Regions from separate parts of the Homo sapiens genome. Here region 1 is linked to region 2. A link is a loop called in an ENCODE intact Hi-C map of the cell type or tissue named here. Cell type or tissue: Caco-2. All regions are shown on one strand.

Evidence for each region. A loop is a pair of places that touch in the nucleus more often than their neighbours do. Peaks named below come from ENCODE experiments on the same cell type or tissue, not always from the same donor. Only the 100,000 strongest peaks of a DNase experiment are listed, where the experiment ranks them.
Region 1: it touches region 2 in a loop (3-fold over the local background); 4 of 110 quality-filtered maps call a loop at or near these places.

Annotation. Positions count from the first base shown.
Region 1 is chr5:75,520,690-75,524,689 of GRCh38, reverse strand. The region is part of intron 1 of POLK (DNA polymerase kappa); the gene reads right to left. Among named protein-coding and RNA genes, the nearest start is that of POLK, 11 kb to the right of the region's middle. In Caco-2, no CTCF peak of the experiment used is centred here; no DNase peak of the experiment used is centred here.
Region 2 is chr5:75,615,048-75,619,047 of GRCh38, reverse strand. It overlaps ANKDD1B (ankyrin repeat and death domain containing 1B), which reads right to left. Exons shown (of 14, transcript NM_001276713.2): 2 at 2,141-2,244. Among named protein-coding and RNA genes, the nearest start is that of ANKDD1B, 5.6 kb to the right of the region's middle. In Caco-2, no CTCF peak of the experiment used is centred here; DNase peaks (open chromatin) are centred at 1,117, 1,507 and 1,874.

The DNA of each region.
Region 1 (4,000 bases), 94 kb after region 2:
AGTTTGATACCCTCCAAAATCTATCTGTTTTTTGTTCCAGACCCCACAAGTAATTGATTTTTTTGTTTTTTTTTTCTAGGTTTTCAGTCATGTGCAAGAGCTTACTTCTCCATACTGGAAGTAGAAGTTTCTCAAAAATTTAAAAGCAAATAAACTTATACGTAATTTACTTCATATTCCTAAAGTACTAAAATAACTTTTGCTCTCCAAAGTACAGCTATTCCACATGTTTAAACAGATGTTTGCTGACAGCACTGACTTCTCCAAGAGCCTAAGAGAGGAGAGCAGCCAATTAAACTCCACTGTCTTCTAAAATTTTAATCCTAGATTGGTTTCAGATGGGTTAAGACAGTCATTCAACCCACAAGTATTTAAGGAAGGCACCTGGGACTGACTCAGTTCCTAGATTTAAACCTATTCTGTGAACTGTCCACCCCTACCTTCAAAGTACAGAGATGAAACAGGTTCTCATATTCTCTATGAGCACATCCTCCTACTCCTGCTTCCTCTTATCTGCCCTTTTTACAATCTGAAAGTTTTTTTTTGTTGTTTTTTTTTTTTGAGACGGAGTCTCACTCGTCACCCAGGCTGGAGTGCAGTGGCGCAATCTCAGCTCACTGCAACCTCTGCCTCCCGGTTTCAAGTGATTCTCCTGCCTCAGCCTCCTGAGTAGCTGGGATTACAGGTGCCCGCCAGCACATCTGGCTAATTTTTGCATTTTTAGTAGAGACGAGGTTTCACCATGTTGGCCAGGCTGGTCTTGAACTCCTGACCTCAGGTGATCTGCCTGCCTCGGCCCCGCAAAGTGCTGGGATTACAGGTGTAAGCCATGGTGCCCAGCCTACAATGTGAAAGTTTTATCTGTCTCTGACATGCAACAAAGATGCCTTCCTCACCTCCCCAGAATCCTCATCACGCATATATTTAAATTGTTTTCTAGTTTAAAAACACTCTCAAGTGAAAAACAAACCAACAAAAAAACCCAAGGCTTTCCAAGGCTTCAAAAATTCCCAGGCCTTCTTTCAAGAATATAACCTACAAAACCTACTGCTTGAATCATGTACCTGTTTAACTTAATCACAAAACAGTTTGGGTTCTCATTCCACAGTAAAACCAGCAAAAATTCCTAGAAAGAAGCAAAGGTCTTTGTTTGCAGAAAGCCTTTGTATCTGGAGTTTACAGGTATTTCTTAACTTTACACATCTTTTCACATATCTGCCTGAGGGCTAAGGTAAATATTACTGCATATTAGTCATTGATCCCCTTGACTTTACTTTGGTCCTTGATAATTCTCTTAGATTGCAATTTACACAGTATGGTTCTACTATGAACTGATTTCTACAGTGCGATCTACATGACAGACATACCTTTCTTATGTGGAAACCTGAAAAATGATTTTAATACTTTAGGTATTTCTAACTAAAATGACATTCAGATATCCCAATGGATAGGTGTTTACTAAATACATCATATATAATATTTTCTATTTTTAAATGCAAAAAATTTTACTAGATTGGACAAAGATAAATCAACTAGCAGTATATTATGATGTGCTTTGACCTTTAAGATAAAGAGTATCTTATTTAGGCAAATTATTCTTATTTTGTAATGAATTACAACAGCTAACCCTGAGACAGGGGAAGGAAATATAAATCAGCTCAGCTTTGGTTGTAAAATAAAATTGAAGAACGTAGTTACATTAGTCATTATATACCACCAGTGTCTTTTATCTTTGAGTTTCTTCTTTGAGCAAATTTATTTGTAAACATTAATATTTTATATCTTATTTTCTTAGAAGTCTTCCAAAGAAAAAAGGATTCTTTTTTTTTAACAGAATAAAACTGATTCTATCCTACAATTACTATATGAATGTATTCATCCTCTTTATAAATTTAAGATGCATAATAGAATCTTAGGGATCCTGTTTTTCCTATGCTCTGTATTTTAGTATTGCATCATCCTAGGGTTTATTTAATCATTACTCATGAATTATTTCTTAGGAGATATGCTAAAAATAAAATAATTTAAAAATAAAATGGAATCACCTAAAAAGATGATCCAGTAGGAAAAGAAATCATTTTTATATCATACTTCAGCTTTCAAAATGTTTTCCGCAGTATAACATCTTTGAAAGCAGAAAAGCATAGAAACCTCATTTTTGCAGTCTTCTTTTTAGTGGCTTTTATTAACACCATTAAGAGTTCTGAAACCGGTTTTGGGTTCCAAAATAGTAAGTAGAAGTAAGCTGGCTTCATTCCCTCACTAGAGAAAACCAAAAACAAATATATGGTGCTGAGATTATTGCTAGTAATAGCCCAGAACTCAAATATGTAGATCAAATGGTTCCAAGGGACACAAAAAAGTGAAAAAGACTCCAAGCAGACAGAAAAAGAATCAGAATTCAATATCTATGACACCCCTCCCCACAACCTGCCTGACACCAAGTATGTGGAAAATTTCCCTGACTCACAGTGTCTAAACTGGAAAAAGTGAGACTGAAGTAGACAACCAGTTTCCCCCACCATCTTGGGGTCCTGACAGAAGACCTGTCCCTGACCCAATCCATGGGAAGCATCATGAGTACACAAAGGGAGAAACAGCCCTGAGGACACTCAGAGACAGATGGGGAAGGCAGGACTACCATTCCCAGTCTTGGAAACTCTGCTCTTTAACTTAGTCAAAGGAGACACCAAATCAGAGTACTTGTTCGGCAGGACCACTAGGTAGGAGGTACGTTCCACAGGTCCCCTGGGCACAAACCCCTAGCCAGCCTTTCTACACTGCTGAGATATCACCTTTGGGACCTCCCCAATTCCTAACAGGCAACACTCTGATCCTTTACTAGGGCAGAGGCAAAGCTGGAATTAAGCCTCCATCTAGTGCCAAAAAAGAGGCAGAGTGACCTAGCAGAAAAAAAAAAAGAAATTCAACAGGTAAGTTACAAAGAATCTCTAAGCAAACATGTCCAATAAAAACCAAACTAGTCAGAGAAGACTAAAATAAATAAATAATGTTTCAATGCAAAGACATAGATGTACATCCAAAAGAAACAACAGCAAACCATTATCTCCTCAAATGGACAAAGCAAGGAACCAGTGACTAACCCTAACGAGAGAGTGATATGTGAGCTCTTGGACCATGAATACAAAATAGTGATTTTATGGAAACTCAGTGACATCCCAAATAACACAAAAAATCAATCTAGAAATGTATCAGAGAAAATTAACAGAGTTTGAAACAATAAAAAATCAAACAAATCTTGGTGGAACTGAGAAATACGTTTGCTGAACTAAAAAATTCATTAGAGGCTCTCAACAACATAGTGGATCAAGCAGAAAAAAACAATCAGTAAGCTAGAAGGCAGGCTATTTTAAAACACATAGATGAGGAAAAAAAATAATAAAAAGGAATGAAGATTGCCTAGAAGATATAGAAAATCACCTCAAAAGACTAAATCTAAGAATTACTGGTATTCAAGGAGCTGAGCAAGAGCAGGAGTAGAAAGTTTATTCAAAAAAATAAAGCTTCCCAAAATCTAAGAAAAATATCAATATTCAGGCCAGAGAACACGAACAGATTTGACCTAAATAAAACTACCCCAAGGCATATAATAATCAAACTCTCAAATGTCAAGGACAAAGAGAGGCTCTTAACAGTAGCAAGTTAAAAAAAAGCAAATAACATATAAAGGAGCTTCAATTTGTTTGGCAACAGACTCCACAATGGGAACCAAATAAGCCAGGAGAGAGTGGGATGACATTTTCAAAGTGCTGAAAGAAACAACTGCCATTGAAGAATATTATATTCAGCAAACCCATCCTTCAACTACAAAAAAGGAAAGATAAAGTCTTTCCCAGACAAACAAGCACTGAGAAAATTCACCATCACCAGACTCATTTTACAAGAAACACTAAAGGGAGTTCTTCAATCTCAGAGAAAAAAAATGTGCAAAAAGAAAACATTTAAAGGTATAAAACTCATTGCTAGTCTATTACAGGCA
Region 2 (4,000 bases):
ATGGCTGGGCATGGTGGCTCATGCCTGTAGTCCCAGCACTTTGGGAGGCCAAGGCGGGTGGATCACCTGAGGTCAGGAGTTTGAGACCAGCCTGGCCAACATGGTGAAACCCTGTAACTACTAAAAATACAAAAATTAGCCGGGTGTGGTGGCGTGCGTCTGTAATCCCAGCTACTAGGGAGGCTGAGGCAGGAGAATTGCTTGAACCCAGGAGGTGGAGGTTGCAGTGAGCTGAGATTGCACCACTGCACTCCAGCCTCGGTGACAGCACAAGACTCCATCTCAAAACAAAACAAAACAAAACAAAAAAACCCATCAGTTATTATGACTTTGTCTGAAATCTGGAGCTTTGCTCTACTATGTCAAATATGGGCTTATAAGCTCCACTATTAATTTTACTTGTGAATAAGGATGTAAGCCAAAATTGCACCCAAGATAATTCAATAAAATTACTTATATTTTTAAAATCTCCATCATCACTGGTTTTAAGGAACTCTACAAGTAACCATGTCAACAATTTGCTGTAAACAGTAAACAGATGTCATTAGAAAGTATAATACAATTCATTAGGAGTTTATAATAACTTGCCACACTGCAAGTTAAAGTATATCAGATTGTAGTATCTCTCCCAAGTACTTTAATATTAAGAAAAAGTTTAAAATAACAGAAAGTTGTATATGGAAAAATGTTAAATGTTTTGAATAGTATACTAGAGAATCTATTTCCTGCTACTTGGAAAAGTGATTATTGCTTCACTTACTCCCACAGTTAACCTTCCACGGTCATAATAATCTTCAAAGATATCTATCCACAAATATTTTTGAAACTATACAAATATTCCCTTCAAAGAGACTTGCTTATTTCTTTTCTTTTTCCTCTTTTCCATCCTTTCTCCTTTCTGCCTTTCCTTCCTTTCTTGATTCCTTTCTTTTTTTTTCTTTTTGTCCCTAAAATTGTTACGCTACAAAATGTTGCTGCTTTCCTATTCTAGGATATCTATGGAACATGAGCACTATATATACACCCATAACACATCACACACACACATTATACACAGACATACCAATCCCCACACTCATCCCCACACATAAGCACAAAGCCACACCACCCCCCTACTGCCGCCACATGCACAACATTCTTCCACTGCACGTGGGACATGATTTCAGATTCTGCAGCTTCAGTTTCTAGGACCTTACTGCCTGCGACAGACACAGGTTTTGTGAAACCTGAGTTTAGACTATTTAGGGAGTCTTCCTTAAAGCCAGAGTCAGAAAGCTTAAATAATTGCAGTTAAAATGCCTTACATTTTTTCAGATTTTACAAAATCATATAGTCATAGGAACATATTACTAGAGCCCTCTCAGTGCCTTACAAGGGGCCTGTACAAGCAAGGGCCCTGAAGCTTATGCTTCGTATACCATTAAATCCACCTCTGCCACACCCACCTTGAACCACTCCACAAATTGTCCTAAGCAATTGACACAGCCTCCAACCTTCACTTTGATAAACCTGGCCTCAAAGGACTATCAGGAAATCCTCACAAAAGCAAGCAGTAAAGAATCCAAATTTATGGCAGTGGACTTTCCCTCCGCTAAAACCCGGCACTTAAAGAACAAGTAAGAGCCAGGTTTTAGATAAGGCCTCATTGCCCAAGAGGGAGACGCACTACATTTCAAAACCAGTATAATGAAAATCCACACGCCTCTTTAGATTTTTAAATTTGGAAAAACAGAACCACAAAGGACATCATTGGCAAGAAAACAACCCAGATTGTATAGCAAAAAAATGTTCTGCCTTTCCAGAATGTGTGAGGCCAAACTGATCCACAGGCGACAATCCAGGACCAAGTCCGGGCCTGCAACCCTGACAGCTGGCTTTACTGCCCACCCACAGACTTTGAACAGATAGGCATGAAGATTCTGTGCACTCCCCTTCTTGGAAGAGGAATTAAAACACCCAGAGCCTCTTCCACTGTTTGACTCCACCTTTTAGCTTAAACACCCCGGGATTACCAACAAAGCAGCTCTCCCTTATCTCAGCCAGCACCATGATTTTTATTTTTATTATTATTTCAGATGTCCTGTGTAAATCCAAGCCATTACTGGAGAAGTCACTTGTCATATTTATGACTTCTACTCACATTGTTCACAACATTAATGTTAACCTTCTTTTCAAACAGCTTCTCCATAAGATCCAAATTATTGCTTTTAGCAGCATTCTGAAAGCTTCTCTCATTTGGGAGTACTGAAAGAAAGCAAAGCAAGCATGACTGAGGGAATTTAAGGAGGCCAAAGAGAAAGCATATTTCATAGGGCAAACCTTGTAACAACAGCTTTGAGTCTTTCACATTTTGCTGTTTTATTTAAGACATGGGAACTTCGCTTCAATATCTTACAAAACTGTAGTATCAAGATTTCATTTTCTCCTCATGCTGCAAGCGCTTTCACATCCTTAAAAATGTTCCTGGCCCCAAACAAAACATTATTCATGAGGACCACCCTGAAGTCAGTAACCTGGTATCTGGCTTAGAAGGTCAGAAGGCGGCCATAGACTTCCCAGGGGGCATTGTTTGTAAAAAACCTTGTACAAGATTAGGCAGGGAGGAGTCCAAATGCTCCTACAGCTTACAGAGATAAAACTGTTGTCTTCAGAACTCTATACCGAGGCCAGGCCTGCATGAAGATTTCAAAATGCAGCCCATCATACATACAGACACAAAGTTAAAGGGGATTAAAATGTTTTATTCTCATTTATATAAAAACACATAGAAGTAGATTGACATCTACTATAAACATCACATTTCACACACATATACACATTCATATGGTAGGCTTTATTAACTATCACAGAGAAGATTCCAGGGTTTATTGAGTTTTTTGTTATGTAGGGGAGTAGAGGGCTCTCAGAGGACAGCCCAACATAAGGGGTAAGACCAGAATTGAGGTTAAGTAGGAGTCAATAACATACCATCTCCAAACAGAAAGGACCGTAAGAGAGGTTTCTGTAGATGTGTTGTGGATTAGTTTCCTAAGGGTTTCCTTGTTTTTTAAATGGTACCATCATAACATTCAATGTTCCCCAAGTTTTTGCCGAAGCAAAGACCTTTCAGGATACTGCCAAGTCCAATCAAGGACCAACCAAGGAGTATCTTCTTGGGAAATATTGTTATGGGCTGAATTGTGTCCCTCCAAAATTCCTATGTTGAAGTCCTAACCCCAAGTACCTCAGAATGTTGACTATATTTGGAGATAGGGCCTTTAAAGAGGTAATTAAGGTAAAATGAGGTCATATAAATGGGCTCCAATCTGATAATGATTGGTGTCCCTATAAGAAGAGAGATTAGGACACACACACACACACACACACACACACACACACAGGGAAGACCAGGTGAAGGCAGGGAGAAGGTGGCCATCTATAAGCCAAGGAGAGAGGCCTAAGAAGAATTGAACTTTTCCAACATCTTGATGTTGGACTTGTAGCCTCCAGAACTGTGAGAAAATAATTGTCTGTGGTTTGAGCCATCCAGTCTGCTGTACTTTGTCGTGGCAGCCTGAGTAGACTCATGCAGATTCACATGTTCATTCTTTCTATTACCTGGATCCTTCTCTTCGTTCCTACCCCTACTCTTGTCACCATTCTAGGTGACTTCAACCTCCTCACAGATGATTAATCCAACACCTTGGCCTCTTAGTTCCCTGACTCTGTCACCTCTAATAATCTTCCCCAGATCTGACCTTAGCCATCAAATTTCAGAGACACATTCCTGAACTAATCATCCCTCAAACTGCACTACCTCTGAAATCTTGACTTCCAGAATCCTATTCTTTGACCACAACTTCTCATCCATTCAGCTCAGCTGCTCTAGTTCTCCAAGTCCAGAAATTCTGCAACCTTATGAAGTCCTCCAGTCCACAGTTCTAGCCCTTTTTCATATTCTTCATCTCTATGTCCTTACTTCCCTCCTTACCATGTTTAGATTCCATGGTGCCAGTCTGTT